Linked DNA regions of Homo sapiens: region 1 is linked to region 2. The links are chromatin contacts, found by Hi-C or POLR2A ChIA-PET in ENCODE. All regions are on one chromosome and are shown on one strand. The core of a region is the stretch at or near the end of the contact, and the rest is flanking DNA. Distances in the headings are between cores, read along the strand shown. Region 1 overlaps FAR1 (fatty acyl-CoA reductase 1). Region 2 holds the start of PTH (parathyroid hormone).

Region 1 (7,719 bases), core at 3,568-6,067, 180 kb before region 2:
TTATTGGGAATATATTTTTTCTCTCTGTATGTGCTATGAAGGTGCCAGTTGGCTGGGTTCAATAATAAATATGTGAGATCTTGCATTTCAAAAAACAAAAAAAAAAAAATCAGGTAGTTAAAATCTAAAGGCAATTAGACTTTACCAGGATTTCCCTGAGGGCCATTTCCAGAGGCAGCCAAAACAAGAGGGAGAAAAGTCTACTGTCAACCTTAGAACACTACTCAGAAGACCATCTTCTAGGTGGATTTAATTATTGTCACTATCAATTTGAATAAAAAGACATCATTTTCAGGTAAGACGCACATATCAAAGATCAGTGGCTTTATTTCCAACTCCACCCTACCTGATCCACAGAGAGATCTTACCTAGATAGAATCTTTTATTGAAATATTAGAAACAAAAAACCCCCAAGGCAGTAGAGTTAATAAGGTAAGGTAGAAAACAAGAAGATTTGCGGTCTTGCTTAAGACTAATAATACATTCAAACATGTTTCTACAAATTCCTATACCAAGGTAATCCTATGGATCACTTCAGTTTGAAAATATATACTGTAACTTAAATGCCTTAAACTTGAATGGTCACCATGTTCACAAAGCAATAAAGTACACAGACTAGTGAGCTATTAGGAAACTAAATGTTTAGTGAAAACATTTTCAATACTGAATGAAATGAGGCCCAGCTTATAAACTGCTCCTTCCTAAATAAGGTAGGCCCTTTATAGAAACAAGCCTTTCAGATAATCCAGCACCAAGACACAATAGAAATCCCTGGGACTCCAAGTCTAGCAGGTTTAGGTTAGAATCTAAACTCACCTGTTTACCTTGCTGTTGAGCTTGCTTACCTGTTTGGGTCTGCAGTTTCTTTATCTTTAAAATACAGATAAAACATCCAACCCACCCAACTCCACCTTATAGCATTTTTGTGAAAATAAACACAAAAGACTGGGCACACAATTACATTTCCTTATGCATCTTCCCTTTACTTCTATGGTAATGATTCTCAGTATGGTCCTTCAGCTGTCAGTCTGATCTGTAATATTTCAGAAATAGTCTAAAAATTTTTAATGTGATGCTCAACCTATGTTTTCCTTCTTTTACTAATCTTTATTACTTAAATTCATTCCATTTCTTTATTAGATGGAAAATGTATTAAAAACATTAGATGGTTACTTATGTATGAAACAAATAATTAACGGGACTCTAACAGGATGGATTTCCTGAATGGAATGTGAAAAATTACTTTCCCTCTCGAGATAATGTTGATCTTGGAAATGGATGTACCTTCTTCTATCTCCTGTGAGATTCACCTCATTCACAATGTTCACCATGTTCACAAAGCAATAAAGTACATAGAATATACAAATATAGTACAATACACAATATAGTACTGCAGTCAAGTCTAGACTGGCTCTACTTGTATGCATCTTTCTGTATCATCATTTATTGTACAAACCCAGTAACTCACAACAGGTATATTTGTAAGGACTTTTAGTTCCATGTTTTAGCTGCTACACATTTATTTAGGGAAACTAAGTACTGCAATGGAAAGTCTCAAATTGAATATCTAACCATTAAATCCAGCTACCTAAAAATTTCTACCACCTATAGCTATACCTGGAAGTCCAGCCCATTTACGTGTTTTTTCTATTAAAATTGGCTCTTCTGTGCCTTCTGCAAGTAAACAAATTCAAAGTCAAAACCTACCAATGAAGCTAAGCACAGTTGTTCACACCTGTGATCCCAGCACTTTGGGAGCCCAGGCAGGAGGATCACTTGAGGCCAGGAGTTCGAGACCAGCCTGGGCAACATCGCTAGACCCCATCTCTATGAAAAATTGTTAAAAAAAAACAAAAAACTTACCAATGAAGAGACAGTTTTGAGCAAATGGACAAATAACAAAATATTAGTATTTCATCTATGTTTTTTTTACTCCCAATCAGGTGCAATTTCTGTGTTTAACACACCCATATCCAATGCTGCTTTGTCTTTTTTTTTTTGAGATGGAGTCTTGTTCTGTCAGCCAGGCTGGAGTGCAGTGGTGTGATCTCGGCTCACTGCAACCTCCACCTCCCAGGTTCAAGCAATTCTCCTACCTCAACCACCCAAGTAGCTGGGATTACAGGCACCCACCACCACGTCCAGCTAATTTTTGTATTTTTAGTAGAGATGAGGTTTCACCATGTTGGCCAGGCTGGTCTCCAACTCCTGACCTCAAAAAATCCACCTGCCTCAGCCTCCCAAAGTGCTGGGATTACAGGCGTGAGCCACCACTCCCAGCTGTCATTATTTAATTAATTCTGCTTATCTCATTATCTTATCCCTTTCAGCTGGAAGATCATATGGTAGGAGTACTGAAAGAAATTCAAGCAGCAGATAGAAAGTTACGTTAAATAATCTTTTAATATTCATTAGATTGCATGTCTTTAAAAGTAGAAGAAAAAATAACTTCAAATAAATGTCCCTTTAAAAGGGGGAACTGGCTGAGTGCAGTGGCTCATGCCTGTAATCCCGGCACTGTGAGAGGCCAAGGTGGGCAGATTGCTTGAGCCCGTGAGTTTGAGACCAGCCTTGGCAACAAGGCAAAACCCCACCTTGAAAAAAAAAAATACAAAAATAAGCCAGTTGTAGTGGTGCACACCTGTGATTCTAGCTACTTGAGAGGCTGAGGTGGAAGGATCACTTGAGCCCAGGAGGTTGAGACTACAGTTAGCCATAATTGTGCCACTGCACTCCAGCCTGGGTGACAGAGTGAGACCCTGCCTCAAAAGTAAAAAACTAAAAAAGTAAAAAGGATAATCAACTTCTAAGAAACAGTCTAAACCAGGAGCTGGCAAAGGTTTCTGTAAAGGGCCAAGTAACAAGTATTTTCCACTTTGTGAACCATACAATCTCAGCAACAACTTCTCAGCTCTGCCACTGTACCAGAAAAGCAGCCATGGATAATAAATAAATGAATGGGTGTGGCTGTGTTCCAATAAAACTTTAAAAAAACAGGAAGACAGTTTGCAGGCCATAGTTTGCCAACCTCTGTTTTAAACAATGATTTCCAATATTCCACAAACATTCAGAAAAATGAAGTATAAATGAGAAAGACATCAATGGGAAAGCAGTACAGTCTAAATATTCGTTGTCTATGATTTCACTACTACTATTGTTACTGACACACTGTAAAATGGCCAACAAATGCTTGTTTGATACAATAATATCTTCATGAACAAAACAACACATTAATGCCAGGCTTCAGAAATACAGATATGCCAGAGGCTGAATGCAAAAGGATGACATGACCTATAGCCTTTTTCAAGATATATATTTTTAAAAATCTGTATTTCTAAAAGGAAAGCCCATTAAGATATGCAGGGATGAGGCTTGGGTTGTATTATTTTGCAGAAAAGACTACAAGTGAAGAAGAGCACATAACATAATCCTGTCACAAACTCAGAGAAACTCTTGCCCACTACTTTGTTCAAAAACTTGATATAATAATAATAATAAAAAAGCACAGAATTTAAAAGTATGGATGGGAAAGTAGTATGGAATGGAGTATTCTGGCTACCTATCACTACATAACAAAATCACTCTAAAACTTAGTGTTTTAAAACAACCACCATTTTATTTTCTTCCACAATTTTTATGAGTTAGGAATTTGTAAAGGGCTCAGCTAAGCAATTCTGGCTGAGCAGTTCTAGCTCCGGACTTTAGCCTCTTCGATTTTCCCCATGAGATAGTTTGGGCTTCCTTATAGCATGGGGACCTCAGAATAGTCAGATACTTACAAAGCTGCTAATGGCTTAAAGACCAGTATTCTTGTGAGCTAGGCAAAAGCTCTCTCACCTTTTCTGACCTAGCCTTGGAAGTCATACAGTGTAATTTTCTGCCACATTCTATTGGCTACAAGTGATTTACAAGACTGCCCAAATTCAAGGGACTTAAATCCCACCTCAGAATGAGAGAACAGTTAGGGTCTGTACAAGCTCACACATGTGCGATGGAAAATACTGTTGCAACCATCCTTAGAAAATACAGTCTGTCACAAACAGCATCAAGTAACTGCCTGTTACTCTTGAGACTGTCAACCACCAACCCATGTTGGACCTATTTCACAGGACTACGGTACAACGAAGAGTTGTTTCTTACTGTTTTTTTTAGCCACTCAAAACCCATTTTAAAAATATGGACTCATGGATCTCACACTTTGAAATATTCTGTCTACCCAATAACCTCATCTACTGAACGAGAATTTCACATTCCCATGTTCAATTAACTTTCCCATGTTCAATTAACTATGAACTCCTGAACCTGGTTTTAGCTGAACTAAGGAGCAAAGTTCTGCAGCATTACCATCTGGAGTTGACACACCTCTAGTCAAAAGCAAGACAACTTGTTTTACAGAAGTTAGATTATGAAGAAGCCTCGAGCTAAGTATATCCATTAAGATTTTCTGATAGATTCCCATCTGAAGCATTGAAAACCAATCCTCCAGTGTTTTTCCTACTATATTTTGGTAACTGCAATCATCACTTAATGTTTTGATTAAGACTGCTATGGTTTACATATGGTTTGTTTGGTCCCACCAAGTCTCATGTTGAAATCTGATTCCCAATGTTGGAGGTGGGGCCTGGTGGGAGGTGTTTGGGTCATGTGGGCAGATTCCTCATTAATGGCTTGGTGCCACTAAGCGTTCTCACTCATAGTGAGAACTGGCTCAGTTCTCAGCCACAAGAACTGGCTGTTGAAAAGAGACTGGCAGCTCTTCCTCTTTCTCTCTTGCTTCCTCTCTCACTGTGTGATGCCTGCTCCCCTTCACCTTACACCAGGAGTGGAAGCCTCCTGAGGCCCTCATCAGAAGCAGATACTGATGCCGTGCTTCTTGTACAGCCTGCAAAACTGTGAGCCACATAAACCTCTTTTCTTTACAAATTACCCAGCTTCAGGTATTCCTTTATATCAATACAAATGGACTAAGACAGACTCAACATCAAAGAAAACATCCTCTGAGCCAGGCACAGTGGCACACAACTGTGTGCCCAACTACTTGGGAGGCTGAAGCAGAAGAAGTGCATGAGGCGAAGAGTTTGAGTCCAGCCTATGCAACAGGGTGAGAACCTATCTCAAAAAAGAAAACCTCACCTGAAAGAAATCTATAAGCAACAAAAAAAGAGCCAAAATGCAAACCCAAAGTGTACAAATTATTTAGTGTAGTCAAGCTCCTAATAACAGTGGGTTCCTTTTTCCTTTTTCAAAAATTAAGGCTTATTGAGCATTTTCCACAAATAAAGATCAGCTGTAGCATCCTGGTTAACATTTCTTTTTTCAATAAAAGATGCTAGTGTCCAACCCTGTGGTAAGTACCCATTGAAGTAGATATAATGGCCACTTTGTTTGCCTACACAAGCACTGATTTACCAATATTTAACTGTCTATATCCTATTTTCCCCAATACTTCCCCCCAAGGCACTTCTCGGTAGTAAGGAATCTAAAGACGTTCATTAGTTCTTAGGCCACTATACAACTGTTTCATATAATGATGCTGTTCCATAAGCATGGCACTTTGACAAGAGTTAAAATGCTTCTAGGATCTTACTATCCTGGGAAATGTTACACACTGAGAAAAATAAGATTCAGAATTCCTCTGAGTGATGTAAAAATCAAACATAAAGACACCTTTAAAAAGTCAAATTCTACTCTATGAGAGAGGAAATGTCAGTTTTGTAGCACTAAAATTATCTGCTGATCAGAAAACAAATTTTTCAATAATATACATTTTCCTTTGTTTCTGTTTCTGTCCTTAAGGCCAGAACCAGTAGGGTAACTTCTCTACTATAAAGCCTACAGAAGGTGGGCTGTGTTCTTGTTAACACACAGCTTGATAACACTGAATAATAAACAGGAAGAAGCACCCAAAATAACAAAAAAGTAAATAGTTCTAACAATTAGTTAAGTTAGAGAAATTGGAGGGGGAAAAAACAGTCTGCTGCTTGCAAAAACATGTATTCAATTTCCTTCTAGGGGAAGAAAACAGTTTTTTTAAATAAAGTAATTCCCGTAAGTCATACATGACTCTTTTTTTAGGTAAACTATTGTGCTTGATCACTTTTTACCTTAATAATAATGTTTTCATATTAAGACATGAAATTTTAATCCTAACACTTTCAGACTCAGAGAAGTGAAACACATATTTCAATATACAAAGATATACTAATATTTTAACTGTACTACCAAAGACAGAGCTTTTCAAACTTTTATAACAGAATTGCAATATCTTTTTTGCTAAAAAAAATTTATAAAATTTGACTTCACAATATACCTGAAGATTTATATAAAATATTTCAAATTACTGAAGTAAAACCGATGTTATAGGAAAACATACCATATTTACCCTGAACACTACATATATACTACATACCGCTTCGCCCAAGATTAACAAAGGTAAATTATGTATGCTTCATATATATGCTGTATTTTCTATTTTTCTTGTGTCACTTTCTTATGGCTGCCTTCTGAATCTTGTTCTCAAGCCTGAACCTAAAAACAGGACTCAGTCCTCCAAGGCAGCATTTGTGGTAAATGGTGCTAGGAAACTATATGCTTTATCCCAACCAGATTAAAGATGTATATTAGCATATCAAAGATTACAAATGTCCTGAGGTAAAAAACAAAAAAAAGACCCACTAAATTCTATCTAAGCCCTGCTCTTCATAAATGTCCCAACACAGCTAGGGAAATAATGCTCATGAGAAGCTCAAGGATTACTAAACCAGCCTTCAAAAGTAATGATTTTCCAAGAAAGGGCCAAGCCTCCTGATGGACTATAAATGATTTAGAAAGCATGACCTTCGTGGCCATGCCTGTAACCCCAGCACTTTGGGAGGCCGAGGCGGGTGGATCACAAGGTCAGGAGATCGAGACCGTCCTGGCTAACACGGTGAAACCCCGTCTCTACTAAAAATACAAAAAATTAGCTGGGCATGGTGGCAGGCATCTGTAGTCCCAGCTACTCAGGAGGCTGAGGCAGGAGAATGGCATGAACCCAGGAGGCGGAGCTTGCAGTGAGCGGAGATCGCACCACTGCACTCCCTCCTGGGCGACACAGCGAGACTCAGTCTCAAAAAAAAAGAAAACATGACCTTCCTTTAATCCATAAAGCTACTTATGAATAAACTATTAAGCTAGTTACCAAGAGTTGCAAAAATGAAGACTTTACTAGAATGTACCAAAAACTTCAATTTGTATTCCACTAGTATATCCAGTTGCTGCAACTGGCAATGCTGCAAGCTCCTACCACATATGCATACTCAAAACGTAGAAGTCCGTAACTTTCAAGAGGGGCACTTGCCATCAGTGAAACTGTGTTGTCTTTAGTTGGTCTTCGTTTTCAATTGTCATTATTCTTGCCTTTTAATTAAATTACCATTAGGTTTGGCTCATCGTTATCAATTTAGTTTTTGGTTATTTTATTATAACTGTAGAGAATATATTGATACAATTCCATCACTAGGATTTGAGGCCTGCAGTTTTCTAATTAGTCTAGACTTTATGACAAGCATATTTTTTGTGATTCAATTAGGAACCATCCATATAGCTCTTCCCAAAAAATGCTTATACCTTGACAAGTGTTATTATTCCATTAGAAAGTAGAAATTATTGAGCTAAAGAATGACTCAGCCAAAAGGCTAGGACTAAAAAAGCTTGACAGGCACTGTTCTAAGGGTCCTC
Region 2 (7,795 bases), core at 5,122-7,621:
TAGCTTGGGTGACAAGTTAACAATAATAATAATAATAATAATATTAGTGGTCTGGTTACTTCACTGGAAAGGGCCACAGAAAATTTGAGACTTTACTTCTCAATTAAATTGCTATGGCTTTCTTATGATTCAAAAAGTGATGACTCAATTGTGTCTACTTCTTTCCCTCTCTTTTTTTAAGAAACAGAGAACTTTGCACAGGCAACTAAAACCTTTTCAATTAAATAAAGATCTAAAGGTTTCCATAAGTCCATAAGTGACTCTCTAGGTTTGCTCTGTGACAAGACAGAGACATTCCTTACTGTATTTAGAAAGACAGTCTCATCCCAGGCATCCAGTAACTCGCTATTTCCTTCAGTCCCTGCCTCTAGAGATGCCTCTTTCTGATCGTGGAAACATTGCATATCATCTTAACACTCCCCCAATCCATATAAACATGTAGAAAGCTGAAAACTCATGCAGGGTTAGATGTTCACTGACAGAACACACAAAAAACAACAAGTAATATTGTATTTGTGAATGTGGCTACACATTTTAACTTCGAGGAGCTACTCAGATATAATGGATCCCAGAGTTTATAACATGAATATATAGAGATCAGTGGCCTTCTAAATGCTGCCTATTAGAGAACCACAATCACAGCGTCCATCAATAAAAATTCTAGAGAAAGAAAAATAAGGAACAGAATACTATCATAAATACTTGGAATATTAATCATTTATTATGTGCTAAGTCACTTTAAGCATTTTGTTCATTGCCTCTAACTATAAACAAGTTTAGGGCTGGTGAAAGGAAGCAGAGAGGAAAGTTTTTTCTGACAGATCAAAAGGAGCTTGGTTGGCTGAGTACAGTGGCTCACGCCTGTAATCTCAGCACTTTGGGAGGCCGAGGCGAGTGGATCACTTGACCCCAGGAGGCAGAGACCAGCCTGGGCAATGTGGTGAAACTCCGTCTCTTCCAAAAATACAAAAATTAGCTTGGCATGGTGGCATGCTCCTGTGGACCCAGCTACTCAGGCTGCTGAGGTAGGAGGATCCCTTGAGCCTTGGAGGCAGAGGTTGCAGTGAGCTGAGATCACACCACTGCACTCCAGCCTGGGTGACAGATTGAGACCTTGTCTCAAAAAAATTAATAATAATAATAATAAGGAGCTCAGTAACTCATTGCACAGAGGGGCTTGGAGCAAAAGAATGACTCAACCATTAAGATAGACACTATTCAGAATAAGTTCTAGAGATCTGCTATACAATATAGTGTTTATACCTAATAATACTGCATTGTGAACTTCAAAATTTAAGAAGGTAGGTCTCATGTTGTGTTCTTCTAAACGACAAGGAAACTTTGAGAAGTGCTGGCTATGTCTATTACCTTAATTGTGGTGATGGTATCACAGGGATAACATGTATGTCCAAACTCATCACATTGTACACATTAAATATGAACAGTTCTTTGTATATCAATTGAACCTCAGTAAATTTGTTTTTTTTTTTTAAAAAAAGGGAGTAGAAATTATCCAATCTGTTCACAAAACATGGAATTAGAGAGATGTAGCTGGATTTTTCAGCCCTGGAAGCTTGTTGATGTCAAATTCCCAAAGCTGTACTAATTCCTATTGAGCAAACAGAAGGAAAAAGTATCCGTCTTAACTTAAACCTTCCATAAGGGAACAGGGCACAACACATGGTATTTTGTCCTTCCCAAATGTGAGGAATACATTAGATTGTTTGACCCTAGCTTCAGTACTTTAGAATGCTAAGAAAAGCTGACGTTTTCAAAGCAAAAAGCTGTGCTCAGCTCTTCTCTGTCACGGTGTCATCAGTCTCTTGTGCCCACATATCCCCTAACCCTGTCCTCCTAAGTGATTTCCTTCTATCTAATACCTGCAGGTCCAGAACGTGATGGTTCAGATAAACTATATATCAAGTCTTGGCAGCTATATTACTGCTTTGTGGGAAGGTCAAGTAGTCCTTTGAAAAATTTGAAGGACACAACAATATTACTCATGCACACATTTAGAGTTTAGAGAGGACTGCAAGACAAAACTCCTTGGCATTCACACAATAATCTTCCAAAATTGTACCCAAATCTTACTTCTTTGGAGTCATCATCCATTTCCCCATTTTCCCTCTCCATCCACAAGCATATACTCAATATTCAGTCTTTTTTTTTTTTTTTTTTTGAGACAGGGTCTCACTCTGTCGCCCAGGCTGGAGTACAGTGGCATGATCAGAGTTCACTGCAGCCTCCATCTTCCAGGTTTGGGTGATCCTCCCATCTCAGCCTCCTGAGTATCTGAGACTACAGGTGTGCACCACCACATCCTGCTGATTTTTTTTTTAACTTTTAGGAGAGATGAGGTCTTGCTATGTTGCCCAGGCTGGTCTCAAACTCCTAAACTCAAGCAATCCCCTTGCCTTGGCCTCCCAAAGTGCTGAGATTACAAGTGTGAGCCACTGCGTCTATTCAGTCTTCATTGCCTGCATGCCTGTGCGCATGCAGTTCCCTCTGTCCTTTCTTACCTTCTCTGATGGAAAACACAATCACCTGTCAGGACAGTTCAGCTTTTCAGTAAAACAGCTTCCAACAACTTTAGGGAAATTGTCACTTCCTCTTCTGTGCTTTTATAAGTCTTTGTTCATACCCCTATTATAATACCTATCACATTATATTATAATTATGTGTTAAATTTCAAGGCATTGATTATGTCTCAATTATCCAGTGATTAATACAGCCCCTGGCAGATAGTATTCAACGCATTTTTTTGAGTGAACAAATGAGTGACCACTGTCTGAACTATTTGCTTTATTTTTCTGTAAAACTAGTTTAATAATGTGGTTGCCTTGGTATGACAATTTATTCTATAAATAAGTGTAAGAGAAAGAAGAACAAGAAAGTGATAATTGCATCACTCCTAGAAGGCTGTCAATTACATTAAACTTACCCAAAGCGGGAAAAATCTCCAAATCAGAATATTAAGCATGGCTTTATAATAACAATGCAAAAAATGTGTTTATAAAACCATTTGTGTATGCAGAAGATTGAAACTGGACCTGTTCCTTACACTATATACAAAAATTAACTCAAGATGGATTAAAGATCCGAAACTATAAAAACCCTGGAAGACAACATTGGCAATACTGTTATAGACATAGGAATGAGCAAAGATTTCATGAAGAAGATGCCAAAAGCAATGGCAATGAAAGCAAAAATTAACAAATGAGATATAATTAAACTAAAGAGCTTCTGCACAGCAAAAGAAACTATCAACAGAGTAAAGAGACAACCTACAGAATGGGAGAAAATTTTTGCAAACTATGCATCTGACAAAGGCCTAATATCCAACATCTATAAATTAAACAAATTTACAAGAAACAAACAACCCCATTAAAAAGTGGGTAAAGGACATGAACAGACATTTTTCAAAATAAGACATACATGTGGCCAACAAGCGTATGGAAAAAAGCTCAACATCACTGATCATCAGAGAAATGCAAATCAAAACCATAACGAGCCACCATCTCACACCAGTCAGAATGGCTGTTATCAAAAAGCCAAAAAATAACAGGTATGGGTGAGGTTGTGGAGAAAAAGGAACATTTATACACTGTTAGTGGGAGTGTAAATTAGTTCAACAATTGTGGAAAACAGTGTGGCGATCCCTCAAAGACTAAAAGCAAAACTACAATTTGATCCAGCAATCCCATTACTGGGTATATACTCAAAGGAATATAAATCATTCTATAATAAAGACATATGCATGCGTATGTTCATTATAGCACTATTCACAATAGCAAAGACATGCAATCAACCTAAATGCCCAACAGTGGTAGACTGGATAAAGAATACGTGGTGCCTACATACCATGGAATACTAGGCAGCCATAAAAAAGAACAAGATGGAGCTAGAGGCCACTATCCTTAGCAAACTAACATAGGAACAGAAAACCAAATATCTCATGGTCTCACTTATAATTGGGAGCTAAAAGATGAGAACACATGGACACAAAGAAGGGAACCACACACACTGGGGCTTACTGAAGGATGGAGAGTGGAAGGAGGCGGAGGATCAGGAAAAATAACTAATGGGCACTAGGCTTAATACCTGGGTCATGATATAATTAGTACAATAAACCTCCACGACATGAGTTTACCTATATAACAGGCCTGTACATGTACCCCTGAACTTAAAAGTTAAAAAATAAAAATCCATTAGTGGCTGGGTGTGGTGGCTCATGCCTGTAATCCCAGCACTTTGGGAGCGAGAGGTGGGAGGACTGCTTGAGCCAAGGACAGCCTGGGCAATTTAGCTACACTCTGCCTCCACAAAAATTTAAAAATTAGCTGGTTGTGGTGCTGTGTGCCTATAGCCCCCACTACTCAGAAGGCTGAGGTGGAAGGACTGCTTGAGCCCCGAAAGTTGAGGCTGCCATGTCCATACCACTGCACCACTCCAGTCTGAGTGACAGAGTGAGATCCTATCTCAAAGAAAAAAGAAAAACCATCTGTATTTCCAATTCTTCTTCTCAACAGAGTATAGCAGAAAAATGACACACAAACATCACATGTAGAGTTTGCATCAGAAGAGGTCTTTAAAAAGATCAAGACAACAGATTTTTACAGTTAAAAGAGACCTCTTGGTTATCTAGTTCAACTTTCTTCTATGTATGAATCTCTATAGTATGCCTGATAAATGCTCATCTACCTTCTACTTGAATATTCTCAGTGATGGAGAAATCACTATTTGAGAAGGTACTTGATTCCTTATTTTGACAATTATAATGTCCAAGTTAAACCCAATGAACCCAGCCCTTCCTTCTTAAACCACAGAGAATACTCCTTCTTCCTTATGGTAACCCTATAAATAATTAAACACAGCTATAAAGTCATCCCGTCTTTTTTTCCTCAGACTTTTCTAGTTTCATTCAACTACTTCTCATGTTATAGTTTTCAACATTTTCACCAAACTGATTGATATCCTCAGTGTATGTTCCCATTTGTTTCTACTGCTTCTAAAATGGAGCCTGGAGCAACACTCTAAGTGAGGTTAACCCAGAGTGGAGAATCTCCTAGGACAGGACTAGTATATATCTCTCATTATAAACTCCATACGGTTACTATTCAAATTTGTACTGGCTCTTACCTAAGGTAGAGTCAAACCTTGACAATGGCTAGTAGGAAAAAGGATGACATGAAGCCAGGATGGGACCAGAGCTGAGAGAACTGATCCCACTCTGGCACCGGATCTTTGGTGGGAAGGCAAAGCTGTCTAAAGGAGTCCTAGATATATCAAAGACATTCAGGGTGTTTTGACAGGTGGACCAGGAAAATATTGCTGGAGGAATATTTGAAGTCAGACATGTGGCAGCATCATGCCTCCAATAGGTTTTGGAGCAGGCTCTCATCATCCCTTAGGGAACATGAGAATAAAGACCTAACCCCTAGGGGAAAATGTTGCAAAGAGCTTTTGCTGTGTTTTCAGATGACTTTGCAAATTAAAGTCAAGAAGACTGGAGTTCAAAGAAGGGCTGTATTTCTAGGCAGAAACTGAGGTAGTAAGAATCTGGTGTCATAAAGACCTTTGTTGAATTCCATCTTTTCTGCTTTCCAAGCCTAAGTTTCCTCATGTAAAAATGGGGATAAGCACTTAACTTTAGTACTTTAAGTACTAACTTTAAAGGACTGCTGTGAAGATCTAGTGGGATAATATATGTAGTTAGGCATGCAGTTAGTGCTTATCAAATGTTATTATTATAGATTAAGATGCACAAATAAAATATAAGTTAAATAAATTTTAAAATAATTTCACTTTTGAAGCTTTTAAAGTAATTATGTACTAAGAGCATTTTCTCAAATTATTCTTAACACTTCCTTTAAGAAAAGGGCTATATCTGTTTTTTGAAAGATGACCAGAAGTGACATGGATTGGTTGAAAATGGCTTGTAAAGTAAGCCTAACATTTATGATTTATTACCATAAAAACTGTACCAACAGTACGGTTATAACAAATACACTTATTTTTGGGTTTTATTTTCAAGTAAGATAATGACTTTATCATAAACCTTTGAAATCAGTCTTTTTACAGTATAAATTCAGATTCATTAATCCACATAGAATTTTTCTCGATGGTATAATTCTGTATTTGTTAAAAGTCTTTGCATAAGCCCCTTGTCAAGCCAAATGCTGTTTTCCTTTTAGTATCCAATTATCTGAAACTTAAGAAGAGTGTGCACCGCCCAATGGGTGTGTGTATGTGCTGCTTTGAACCTATAGTTGAGATCCAGAGAATTGGGAGTGACATCATCTGTAACAATAAAAGAGCCTCTCTTGGTAAGCAGAAGACCTATATATAAAAGTCACCATTTAAGGGGTCTGCAGTCCAATTCATCAGTTGTCTTTAGTTTACTCAGCATCAGCTACTAACATACCTGAACGAAGATCTTGTTCTAAGACATTGTATGGTAAGTAAACTTAAAAATTCACTTCTGAATCTCATGAGATTTTGATAATCAAGTTATTATTTAATGTGTACCATTTCTACAAATACCATGTTGTTTCTTCAAGGTAAAATGCTAAGAAGTTTGAGTTATGTTTAATATAAAATGCCACATACAAAATAAATTAATGCTACTCAAATCACAAAATCCTTTTTGATTAAAGTCTTCTGAGATACCTTGCCTTTTAAAACCTCATCTGAAATTACAACAAAAAATCATTAAAATTTGGCATGCTATGCTTTAATATAATAGTATCGGTGTCAAAATTTTGAAATAAAACAGGTTGATGGTGAATGAATAGTTCTGATTTAAATAATCTTTATAAATTTATTAAGTGGAGTTAATATTCTGTTTTTCCTGCAGAGTATTCTTATCTAGATTATTTATTTTATGGCTCATAAAGAGCCCAATCTGTATACTAAAGTTGGATAAGCCCAGTTTGACTAGTAAATATTTATTTCCTTTACATAAATGACAGCTGTATTCTGAAAACAGTATTTCCTATGCTATTTCTAAATGATGCAGTTTCCCTGTAAAATAGGAGTACATAACTACTCTATGTGTATGTTAAAAGGTAGTACACTGAGCATTAAGGAAAAGCACTTCTATAATAACAGCCTTTGCAAGTACTGAAATGCAGATTAAGGCAAGAATATCCTATACTGATGTGAAACGAGGAAAGAGACAAAAGTTATATTAAAAGATAATTGTTAATAAAATAAGTTGAAGAAATAAGCTACAAACAAGCATTCCATTCAGAGATAAAGCTCGAAATCCATATCACAAGTAATTAATCAGATGATTTTTAAATGCTTTGACACATTATTTTTAATGCTAGGAGAAATGTGAATTAATTTAGTGAAAATCTCTAGATTAGCACCTATTAGTTTGGTATTTATGGTTATTACAATGCCTGAAATGAAGGTTACTTAAGAAAAGGATTTGCTACGTAAATAGTGTTAACAATTTACACTATGAAGAAAATTAGGCATTTTCAAGCAAGTTATAAACATTTAGGTATAATCAACATAAAATGCAGTGCGGGGGGATTTCTCAAAAATAGGCTCTTTCATTCCTCTTGTAGCTTAAGATTTCTGCAGTGTGACAGAAGGGAGCATGAGAAGCATGGCTCACCAGCCAGCCTCTATTGTCTATGTAATTAGAAGCTTCAGAACTCACTAATACCACTGTACCTTTCACTGGCGCATTACCCCATAAAACTTGAGATGAGGTGAGATCTGAGTATAAAGATAGGTCAGAAGTATTTTAAAGGGCTTAATTTGCCAAAAAGAAAAGTAAAAA

The links. Hi-C counts contacts between places; a loop is a spot of excess contacts on that map. ChIA-PET counts read pairs that join two places held with the same protein, here RNA polymerase II (POLR2A).
Region 1: a loop to region 2 is called in a map of Calu3, with 2.0 times the contacts of the local background. The contact joins the enhancer-like site here to the promoter of PTH in region 2. A Hi-C loop is called at or near these places in 1 of 168 maps with a recorded cell type or tissue (Calu3). POLR2A ChIA-PET finds 5 or more read pairs at or near these places in 1 of 52 experiments (naive thymus-derived CD4-positive, alpha-beta T cell).

The regions. Positions count from the first base shown.
Region 1 is chr11:13,677,674-13,685,392 of GRCh38, reverse strand. The region is part of intron 1 of FAR1 (fatty acyl-CoA reductase 1); the gene reads right to left. It also overlaps the pseudogene RPL39P26. Among named protein-coding and RNA genes, the nearest start is that of FAR1, 13 kb to the right of the region's middle. RefSeq lists an enhancer at 4,694-4,853. Within about 2 kb of position 4,817, at least 2 of the 41 ENCODE cell types and tissues checked have a DNase peak (open chromatin) inside an H3K27ac peak, as active enhancers do.
Region 2 is chr11:13,494,573-13,502,367 of GRCh38, reverse strand. PTH (parathyroid hormone) reads left to right here and starts at 6,371. Exons shown (of 3, transcript NM_000315.4): 1 at 6,371-6,457. RefSeq lists silencers at 2,099-2,216, 2,950-3,050, 1,886-3,051, an enhancer at 5,976-5,997 and promoters at 6,212-6,374, 5,367-6,426, 5,688-6,438.